Regions from separate parts of the Homo sapiens genome. Here region 2 is linked to region 1. A link is an interaction called in ENCODE POLR2A ChIA-PET data of the cell type or tissue named here. Cell type or tissue: MCF 10A. All regions are shown on one strand. Links, peaks and the distances in the headings refer to the core of each region. The heading gives the core; the rest is flanking DNA. Region 1 overlaps DGKG (diacylglycerol kinase gamma). Region 2 has its middle 17 kb from the start of DGKG.

What was found. Peaks named below come from ENCODE experiments on the same cell type or tissue, not always from the same donor. Only the 100,000 strongest peaks of a DNase experiment are listed, where the experiment ranks them.
Region 2: POLR2A ChIA-PET joins it to region 1 with 5 read pairs; 4 of 35 experiments call an interaction of 5 or more read pairs at or near these places.

The regions. Positions count from the first base shown.
Region 1 is chr3:186,304,543-186,309,927 of GRCh38, reverse strand. It overlaps DGKG (diacylglycerol kinase gamma), which reads left to right. Exons shown (of 25, transcript NM_001346.3): 3 at 2,951-3,027. Among named protein-coding and RNA genes, the nearest start is that of DGKG, 55 kb to the left of the region's middle. In MCF 10A, for the core only: no CTCF peak of the experiment used is centred there; a DNase peak (open chromatin) is centred at 2,117.
Region 2 is chr3:186,376,270-186,381,654 of GRCh38, reverse strand. No RefSeq gene overlaps it. Among named protein-coding and RNA genes, the nearest start is that of DGKG, 17 kb to the right of the region's middle. In MCF 10A, for the core only: no CTCF peak of the experiment used is centred there; no DNase peak of the experiment used is centred there.

The DNA.
Region 1 (5,385 bases), core at 141-5,140:
TTTCTATTTTTTTCTTATTAAAACCTCAGTTTATTTTATGCGAACATATGATGAATTTATGTGTGTATATATATCACACATTTAAATATAAAGCAGGATTTTTAAAATAGAGCAGCAGCTCTTTAGAATCAAAGGAATTCTGCTACAGTGAATGGTGGAATATCCAAAATGAGATGAGAACATCAAAATATCATATATTCAATTGAAATTACTCCACTGGTTCTCAATCAAAATGCTAACTCTACACTCTTCTTGCAGAAGTCACACCAGGGGTACTCATGTTCTCAGATTTTTATTTTTTTTATTTAGCCATTTTGGCTGAGCTAACAACCTCCCATTAAAATAGATTCTAAAATGTAGGATTTGTTTTCCTAAATAATTAAGCTGCTTGTGGAATAACATATATGTGTGATGTTAACTGAGCTCTGGTCTCATTCTAACTTCTCTTTCATCCTGTTTCCAGAGTGGTCTTTAGAAAACAGAGAGCTGGTTATATTATTTCACCACTCAAAAAAATCTTTAACCATTTCAAATCAATGTTCTTAACTCTACATTCAAGACCCCCACAAATCTAGCCACAAATGACTCTCTGGTTCTGACTTGTCCTAAACGTTTTATGGTGCCCATCTCTGCACCGTTGCTCCCTTGGTCTCTTCCGAGAATACCCTTTCCACTTCATATCTGCCTTTATAAACCTTACCCAATTCTTTATGCCTCAGCTCAAATGCTACCTCCTTTATAGGGCAGCCTCAGTTCCCACCCCTACCCCACTTTCATCTTAATTTTTCTTCTTCCCAACTTGGTGTTTCATAGAACTTCATATCATTGTGTCACCCTTAATTACACCTTTCTTTATGTTAACAAATGTTTAGGAAGCTATAGTGAATAATGCTCAAGGGAAAAGACCATACACTTTTGAGCCAGACTAGACCTGAGTTACAACCCTGGCTCTTGAGCAAGTCGAATTAATTTTTCTGAATTTCAGCTTCTTCATCTGTAAACTGAAGAAAATACTTGCATGGATTAGTAGAGGAGAGTTTATGAGACTATGCAGGTGAAGGTCTCCAGTAAGGGACAGCTATTAGTACCACAGTTATTTAGATCATCTTTCCCACTAGTCCATTAACAGTATCTTGCCGCATCTTACCCTCCTTAGTGTTTTCTGAATTGAATGGAAGCAGCCCAAATTGACAGCATCTGCTGCCTGGCTCTTACTGAGCTATTAGTTTTTCAACATCTGTTTTGAATTTCAGAAAGAAATTTCCATTTTTAGGCAACAGAAGCATTTTCCTGTTGTATTTCAATATGTCTCAATCCTGAAATGATTAGAACTTCTGCTTGATTGAATCCAAGTCAGCAAAGCCATGGAGAACAGCCCAGCCCACGAATATGTCTACTTTACCTAGGCTTAAGAGACATTAACCCTCTGTACAAAGAGCCTGGGCAACAAAAAACACTGTGTGAGCTTTTAATAACATCGTCCTTTGGCTCAGATGTTTAAATAGCAACAATAATGGAGCTTGGAAAGCTCTTAATTACCCACAATATTGGAAGAGAGGGATAGCCAAGGTCAGAGAAACCCTGGTTTGCTTTGATGTCTAGAGTGCTGATAGCTGCACAAGATGCATTCATAATGTGTTTTTAATAACAATTATTGAGTCTCTTTTCTGGATTCCCAATTCCTTTATAAAATTCCAAAAAGAAGCAGCCAGTCTTGCCTCCAGTTGCTTCTGAATGATTTCCTATGGAAAGCAGCATTTTCGAAAACACCATGTTTGATGAATTATCTGAGTCTTTCTTTATCCCCTTCCAAAGTAAATGCAACATAGAGGGAACATTAAGGGGAAATCATGGCGGGGGGTGGAGGCCTCAACTTTCAGAGGAAAATCTTCTGGCTGTCAGAAATATGTGAGAAATACCATGGGAACATAAAATCAACCATGCTAATTATGAGACATAATTGAGGTTATGTTTTATGTGTCAGAATGAGTAGCTCAATTTTATCCATCAAGATAAAAAATAAAAATCAGGTAAAAAAAAAAAAAAGGGACAGAGTTGTCAAGATTCCAGAAGTAGAAGAAACTATCTTGCCATAGTGTACAACAGTGTTTCAGCACCAAGGACAGAGCCTTATGGGGTTTAATGCCCACTCATCCTACATACTTAATGAATTTTTAATGTTTTGAAATTTTCACTCAGATGTTTATATACTCATCTACATATTGTTTTTCTGAGCCCTAGTTACACGTCAGACCTTAGTATGATAGACAAAGACTCACCAGCCAGTTAACAGCTCTCAAGGTAAAGCTGAAGCAGGAGATGAGCAAGATAGGCAAGTTAATAAATAATTATAACACTATATGACAAGCACTATTACATAGTTGTGTACAAGTCACGTGGGAGCCAATGAAGGGAATGCTTAACTCTGACTGGTGCAAAGGAAGACTTTACAAAGGAGTTGACATTTGAGCTGGATCTTGAAGAATGAGTGAAATTTGCAAGACAGAGAAGAAACATCATGAGAGAGTGCACAATATGTTCAGGGATGTCTGGAAATGTAACTTGATATGGCTGAAACGTAGAGTAAATAGGGAAATGAGGAATAGGATAAATAAAATCACCAAGGGCTGGTATTCCAAGTTAAGGGCTTATCTTCTAAGCTAAGAATGGTAAGCTTTATCCTGGGGGAACAGAAAGCCCTTGAATGGTTTTGAGTAGGGATATGATCTGATCAGATTTGTGTTTCAGAAAGATAATTTAGATGCAGGGGGGAAGTCAGATGGAAAAGAAGAAGTGAGAGGACAAAGGGTAGAAGAGGGTGACATTTCTCCAGATTTTCTGGGACTGAGGGGCAGCTCCAACATAAACATGGTTACACAGGGAGAATTTACTTGGCCCAGCTTCCATTAGCTATTTGCCAGTGTTTCACATGTGAATTGTGTCTCTTCAGATTCCTCCAAGAAGATAAAAGATGCCTTGACTGAATTTAATGAGGGTGGGAGCCTCAAACAATATGACCCACATGAGGTAAGAACATTTCCATTTTAAGCCTTTAAAAACCCCTGTGTTTTTTAGCCTTTCCATAATTTGTTTCCCTCTTGGAGACTCCGCTTGCCTTGAAGAACTTGCTCCTCAGCATGTTTCCTCTTAAGTCTCAAGTGAGCCATTTGTGCTACCTGGCATTATATGTTTCCCAAGCCCATACACTCATTCCACTGTCCTAGAAGACTACCACTACTTCTCCTCTGCTCATCTCTCACCCCTCCTCTCCTCATCCTCAGTTAACAACTGAGTTTTCTGCTTCACTGAAAAAATAGAACAAACAGAACAGATCTTTCACAAGCTCCCTCACCCCATAGGCCCACCTATCTGTACCTTTTCTTCTATAACCAGAGATGACCTCTCCATGCTCCTATCTACGTCCAACTCCCCCACGTGTGCACTCAACCCCATCCTCTTTTGGCCTACTTACAGGCATTGCTTCAGCAACATATCTTCCCCAGACTCCCTCTTTCCCTCCCTCCTCGTCCCTCCTTTTCTCTATATCTCTACCTCTGTCTCCTTCATATCAGCTTTCTTCGTATATTTTATTTTTCCATCAACATGTAAACATCCTGTTATTTCTTCTATATTAAAAACATTTTCCTGACTCCACTTCCTCCTCTAGGTACCACCTCATTTCCCTCCTGTGTTTTACAGCGAAACTGTACAAAATACTTCTCTATACTCATTGCCTCCAAATTCTCTTTTTCCTACTTTCTTGAAATGCCTTGCATCAGTCTATAACCTTCACTCTTCCACTCAAATCACTAGTCAAGATAGCCAAGGGCCTCCCTATGGCTAAATCCAATAGCAATTTTGCTCAACAACACTGGACACGGTTGGTCAAGTCATCCTCCATTTTCTTCACTACATTCTACATTCTCCTGATTTCTTCTTATCCTTCTACTTGACATTTACACTTAAAAATCAAATGGGCATCTCAAACTTAACATGAGCTAAACTGATGTGTCCTTAATCTTCCCCTATAAAGCCTGTTTTTCCAGCAGTCTACTCCATTTCAGTAAATGACAACTCTACCCTTCAAGTTATTCAACCTGAAACTATGCAGTCATCATCAACTTCTGTCCTCTCACATCCCACATCCAATTCATTGGCAAATTCTGTTAGATCTACCTTCAAAATGTATCCAAAATATAGACACATCTCGCCACTTGCACTGCTAGCATCCCGACCTGAGTCATCACCATATTTTGCCCAGATTATTGCAAGAGTCTCCTAACTCATCTCCCTGCTTCTGCCCTTGCTGCTTCAGTCTATTCTTCACACACATCCTGAGCAATCCGTTAAAACTTATGTCAGAGCTTGTCACTGCTCTACTCCACAATCTCCCATGGTTCCCCCAATCCCTACTCAGAGTAAACATGAAGGTCATTACAAGCTGCACCTCCCCCAGCTCTCTGACCTCATCTCTTGCTACTCTCCCCATCTTCATTCCTTTTCAGCATATTAGCCTTCTTGATGCTATCAAATAAGCCAGTGTCACCGTAACCTCAGCACCATTGTGCTTGCTGTTACTGTTTCTTAAAATGTTCCTCCTCAGCACATCACATTGTCCATTATCTTACCACCTTCCAGTCTATGCTCAAGTCACCTTCTCAGTGATCATCACCTTCTTCATCTAAAACTTGAAGCCCTCTTTCTGACATTTCCTATCCCCCTGCTCTGCATTATTTTCCTCCTAAGTACTTCTCACCACCTGTCACACTATATAATTTACTTAATTAATTGTCTGTCTCTCCCACTAGCATATTTTTGTTCACTGCTGTGTCTTCAGTGCCTGGAAAAGTATCTGGCTTATAGCAGGCATTCAATAAACATTTGTGGACTGAATAAATGAATGCAAGATCTCCCCCTACTTTCAAATTCAATGACTCTAACATTTCTTGGGCTTCTATGCACTGTACTGGGCACTGTAGAAGGCATAAAAATATAGAAGCACAGTTCCTGCCCTCCAGGACTTACTTCCTACTGGCAGGGTCAGGTTTGAAAGCCATGACCCTGGAATTACATGGTCTTAAGTTAGACTTCTACCTCTGCCATCAACAAGTGGTCTTGAATAATATTTCATATCTTTGAGCCTCACTTTCCTCATCTATAAACTGTACATAACAAAAAAAGCCTCGAAGTTTGTGGATGAGTGAATTAAATGAGAGGATCTTTGCAAAGTGGCTAACATTCTACAAGCACTTAAAAATCTGTACCTATTATTATCCCTCTTCCATCCCCTTTCCCCAGAATGTTTTTAACTCAATTCCCTTTTCCCTGCTCCTGAGTCCTTTTATGAAGACTAACCACAGAAAAGTGACTGATCTGCAGGATTCA
Region 2 (5,385 bases), core at 129-5,128, 72 kb before region 1:
AGTAAAGTACACTTGGAAGAGAGCCAAGCAGGCGACTTGAGAGATCAAGTGCGCAGTTTGACCTTTGACTTGGGGCTTTAAATGTTGGCATGCTTCCAGAGTTTGCATCTCTCCTCTCCTGATTCTTCCCTTAGGGTGGGCTCTCTGCATGCACAGTGGCCTGCCAGCCCTTGGAAGGAGCTGCATGTGCAGCGTGTTTACTGGAGTTGCACGCATGCTCACTTGAGGCGTTCTTCCCTTACCAGTTCAATGTTCCTAGAAGGTCGCACACCAGTTAAACTCCACCATTTTGCCTCTTAGTGTACATGCTTGAGCCCACTCAACCAAATCTTGAAATCTTATTGGGAAGATGCTGATCACCAGTTTCAGGTTTTTTTCCATCTATCGGGAGACTGCTTTTCTCTGGCACTGGCTGTGACCAATTATTATTTTAGAGAGACAGCTTAACGCCACCTGACCACACTTGATGGTTGCCTGACATTCCTGGTGGGGTTTGGCACTCTCCTGCCCTGCTCATGTCTGACTAGCTACCTACTGTAACAAGAGAATGGGCTAGAGGAAAGGGAGGCAGCCCAGATTATAGCTTGAGTTACTGGTTTGTGTTCCCATCACCCTCTGTTCCATGTAACATTGCACCCTGGCATCTGCCCCAGCACATCATGAAAAAATACCCACCCAAGGTTATCAGTGACCTCTTGGTGGTCAATCTCATGGGCCTTTAAAACACTTCCATCATTCAGCCAAATACATACTAACAATGTGCTATGTAAATGCACTATGCTGAGTGACTCACGGATTACAAGGGTGCCAGACCTCAAAAAGATTGCAGTCTACGGCGGAGAATGGCAAGAAAAAAATATAACTAGAATACAAAGGAGAGTAAGAAACACAGAAGTACAGTCAGCTGTGAGGGTTGTCCTCACGACTCATCTCTCTCACCCGCCTTCTCCTCACCCTACTCATCTTTTCTGGGTGCTGTTTCCGTTCCCATGAATGAAACTACCTCCCTGACAACCACACACCATTTAGCATCTTCAGCCAAGACCCCTCTTCCTTAATTGAGTTCTAATCATTTAGCTGCCACTTTGATAACTGCAAAGGTTAATTGCACATGTCAGCTTGACAGGGCTGAGGGATGCCCAGATAGCAGGGAAAACATTACTTCTGGGTGTGTCTGAGAGGGTGTTTCTCAAAGAGATTAGCACTGGAATCAGTAGACTGAGTATGGAAGATCACCCTCACCAATGTGGGTGGGTGCCATCTAATTTGTTGACAGCCTGTATAGAACAAACAGGAGGAGGAAGAGAAAATTCTCTCTCTCTTTTCCTGAGCTGGGATATCCATTTTCTTTTTTTTTTTAATTTTTTATTTTTTATTATTATTATTATACTTTAAGTTTTAGGGTACATGTGCACAATGTGCAGGTTAGTTACATATGTATACATGTGCCATGCTGGTGTGCCGCACCCATTAACTCGTCATTTAGCATTACGTATATCTCCTAATGCTATCCCTCCCCCCTCCCCCCACCCCACAACAGTCCCCAGAGTGTGATGTTCCCCTTCCTGTGTCCATGTGTTCTCATTGTTCAATTCCCATCTATGAGTGAGAACATGTGGTGTTTGGTTTTTTGTCCTTGCGATAGTTTACTGAGAATGATGATTTCCAATTTCATCCATGTCCCTACAAAGGACGTGAACTCATCATTTTTTATGGCTGCATAGTATTCCATGGTGTATATGTGCCACATTTTCTTAATCCAGTCTATCATTGTTGGACATTTGGGTTGGTTCCAAGTCTTTGCTATTGTGAATAGTGCCACAATAAACATACGTGTGCATGTGTCTTTATAGCAGCATGATTTATAGTCCTTTGGGTATATACCCAGTAATGGGATGGCTGGGTCAAATGGTATTTCTAGTTCTAGATCCCTGAGGAATCACCACACTGACTTCCACAATGATTGAACTAGTTTACAGTCCCACCAACAGTGTAAAAGTGTTCCTATTTCTCCACATCCTCTCCAGCACCTGTTTCCTGACTTTTTAATGATTGCCATTCTAACTGGTGTGAGATGGTATCTCATTGTGGTTTTGATTTGCATTTCTCTGATGGCCAGTGATGATGAGCATTTTTTCATGTGTCTTTTGGCTGCATAAATGTCTTCTTTTGAGAAGTGTCTGTTCATACCCTTTGCCCACTTTTTGATAGGGTTGTTTGTTTTTTTCTTGTAAATTTGTTTGAGTTCATTGTAGATTCTGGATATTAGCCCTTTGTCAGATGAGTAGGTTGCGAAAATTTTCTCCCATTTTGTAGGTTGCCTGTTCACTCTGATGGTAGTTTCTTTTGCTGTGCAGAAGCTCTTTAGTTTAATTAGATCCCATTTGTCAATTTTGGCTTTTGTTGCCGTTGCTTTTGGTGTTTTAGACATGAAGTCCTTGCCCATGCCTATGTCCTGAATGGTAATGCCTAGGTTTTCTTCTAAGGTTTTTATGTTACCTAAAACCATAAAAACCCTAGAAGAAAACCTGGGATATCCATTTTCTCCTGCCCCTGACACTGAAGCTCCTAGCTCTTGAGCCTTCAGACTCCAACTGCAGGTATCAATGGATTTCCTGGTTTGCCAGCTTGTGGATGGCAGATTGTGGGACTTCTCAACCTCCACAATGGTGTGAGCCAATTCCTTTAATATATCAATCAATCTATCTATCCATCCATCCTTCTGTCGGCTCTGTTTCTCTGGAGAACTCTGACTAACGCAATGGCCTTCAAAACCAACATGTTCAAAGCTATACTCTCCATCTTCCGGCCACCAGCAACACCTTCTAGGTGAAAGGTGGCATTGTTCACCAGCTGCCCAAACAAGAAGTTTGCTCTCCCTCCTAACACCTTTCTCTCCCTCATCCCCCCAAAATTTAATCAGTCTCCAAAATTCTTTCAACTCTTTCTCCTGGATATTCCTTGAGCACATCTGCCTTCTCATCTCTGCAGTCACTTAGTCTAGTTCCAGCCAGCCTTTCTCTGGATTGTTCAATGAGCCTCCCAGATGATCTCCTTGCCTCCACTTCCACCTATCTCTGATCTGCTGTTCACGCTTTATCAGAGTACTCTTTCTAAAAGCAAAAAAAAATCTGAACTCATACTTTTCATGCTTAAAATCCCCATTGTCTTCAGCACAAAAATCAAGACTCCTTAACCTAACCCACAGGGCTTTTCAAGGCCTGACCCCAGTCTCGTCTCTCCTCCCTCTCCTTTCCCACTCCGCATCCCATCATGGTCCATAATTAGGGTGATTGAATAGTTTTTTCCTCCAAATTAGGATACTTATGAGAGAGAAAGGGATCCTAGTCATAATTATGCTGGGATAAACTGAGATTCTCCATGGCAAACTGGGATGTTTGGTCATCCAATCCATATGGCCATACCAGCACCCAAACCCATAAGTTTGTCCCTCTCTTCCCAGAGCTAACTGGCAATTTCTCTTTGTGTCTCTTGGCTTAGGTTTTCAGAGCAGGAGGATCCTTTTGTCCCAGCTCATCTTTTCAAGGCAAGCCCAAGTTATAACCACTGGCCAACCTCTAGGTTAGTTGGCCATCCTTATGTCAGGTGATCAAATGGCCCAGTCAGGGTGTCAGTGTGTGGGCTACCATATGGCATAGGACATGGGTACTCAAATGTTCATGGCCACTCACTGAGGCAAGGCCTCTGGGTGGGGACTCCCTTAGAATGTAGAGTATGGAGTAGACTAGAAGGTACTTTGAGTTATCTCTAGAGTATTATGAATTCAGCAAATGTCTGTGGAATGAGTGGATGAATGAATTTTAATCTTCTGCTTTTTTTTTTTTAAAGGAGTCTCACTCTGTCACCGAGGCTGGAGTGCAGTGGTGTGATTTTGGTTCACTGCGCCCTCCACCTCCTGGGTTCAAGTAATTCTCCTGCCTCAGCCTCCCAAGTAGCTGGGATTACAGGCATGCACCACCATAGCTGGCCAATTTTTATATTTTTAGTAGAGACAGAGTTTCTCCATTTTGGTCACGCTGGTCTCGAACTCCTGACCTCAGGTGATCAGCCCACGTTGGCCTCTCAAAGTGTTGGGACTACAAGCATGAGCCACCGCACCCAGCCAATCTTCTGCTTTTAAATCATTCCCATCCCTACCTCAATATCTCTCCTGGTCACTCATTCTGTCTCTAGCACTGACATTTTTCATGCTAAAATGATAATTTCAAAAGCCCCAGAGCCAATTGAATGTCAAGCAGGCACTTATCCTGGCCAAAAAAGACACAGACGGGGTTAGCGTTGGAGGATGGGTCTTGAAGGCAATATAGGGCAGCGATTAATAGCAAGACTTTGCAGTTCAAATCCCAGCTCCACCACTTAGTCACTGAGTAACTTTGAGCAAGTTGCCTAACTTTTCTCACTCTTGGTTTCCTTATAAGAAAAATGAGATAAAACTCATCCTAAGGGACTTATTCAAAGATTAAGTAAGATAAAGTGTGAAATTAATGCCATGACATTCAGTAGCCATCATTACTATTATTACTACTGAACAAGGAGAGGTTCAGCCCAACATGACATACTTAGGCATTCTGTAAGAAGAGCCTATCAATCACATCCTGTGCGCTCTAAAACAAAACCTGCAAAAAACTTTTCCTAAATAAATAGGCAGCCTGGCTGACTCTGAGTAAAGCACATGAGGGAATCACATGAAAAATGTATTCTATTCTGCTAGAAGCAGCAGGAGAAACTCTTTCTCATCTCTGACCATTAGGACTTTTTTCTTTTCTTGAGCCAAGATGTATTTCCCTCTAACTTTTGGCTTGTTGTCTCTGATTCTATCCCTTGGGTCCTTTAAGAGAGTTCCGTGGAACTTCCTTCCAGCCCCACGAAATCAGCTGGAGCTTCTATCATCTTCTCCTCCACATAGGCCACAGATGGTTGGTCCAAGAGTGAGCACTTCACTCATGTCAATCAAATTCCTTCCCTGGGATTTTAAAAGTTAGAACCAAGACAAGATATCATTGTTTTCTGCCATCTAGAGAAAGTTGGTCTGGAGTGTGAGAGGATGAGGCTGAAGTTCAGAAAGAAGCAGAGATAAGATTGGGCTTAGGAGGAAAGGGGAGGGGAAGATACAGAACTGATGACATTCCATCCCTGATTCCAGTTGTTCATGAGATCCATTCATTTCCCTGTTCTTCCTGCAGCTTGATAATTCAGCGGTTTGGGTTCACTTTCTGTTGTTTCTTCTTAATAGAGTTTTGACTAACATGGAACCACAATGGATACATCAGACCCTTCTTCCCCAGGATCACCATCAAATGTTAGAAGACAGTTCTGTGTCCTCTGCCCACGAGTCCTGCTCCTCAGCATGGTCCACTTAACTCT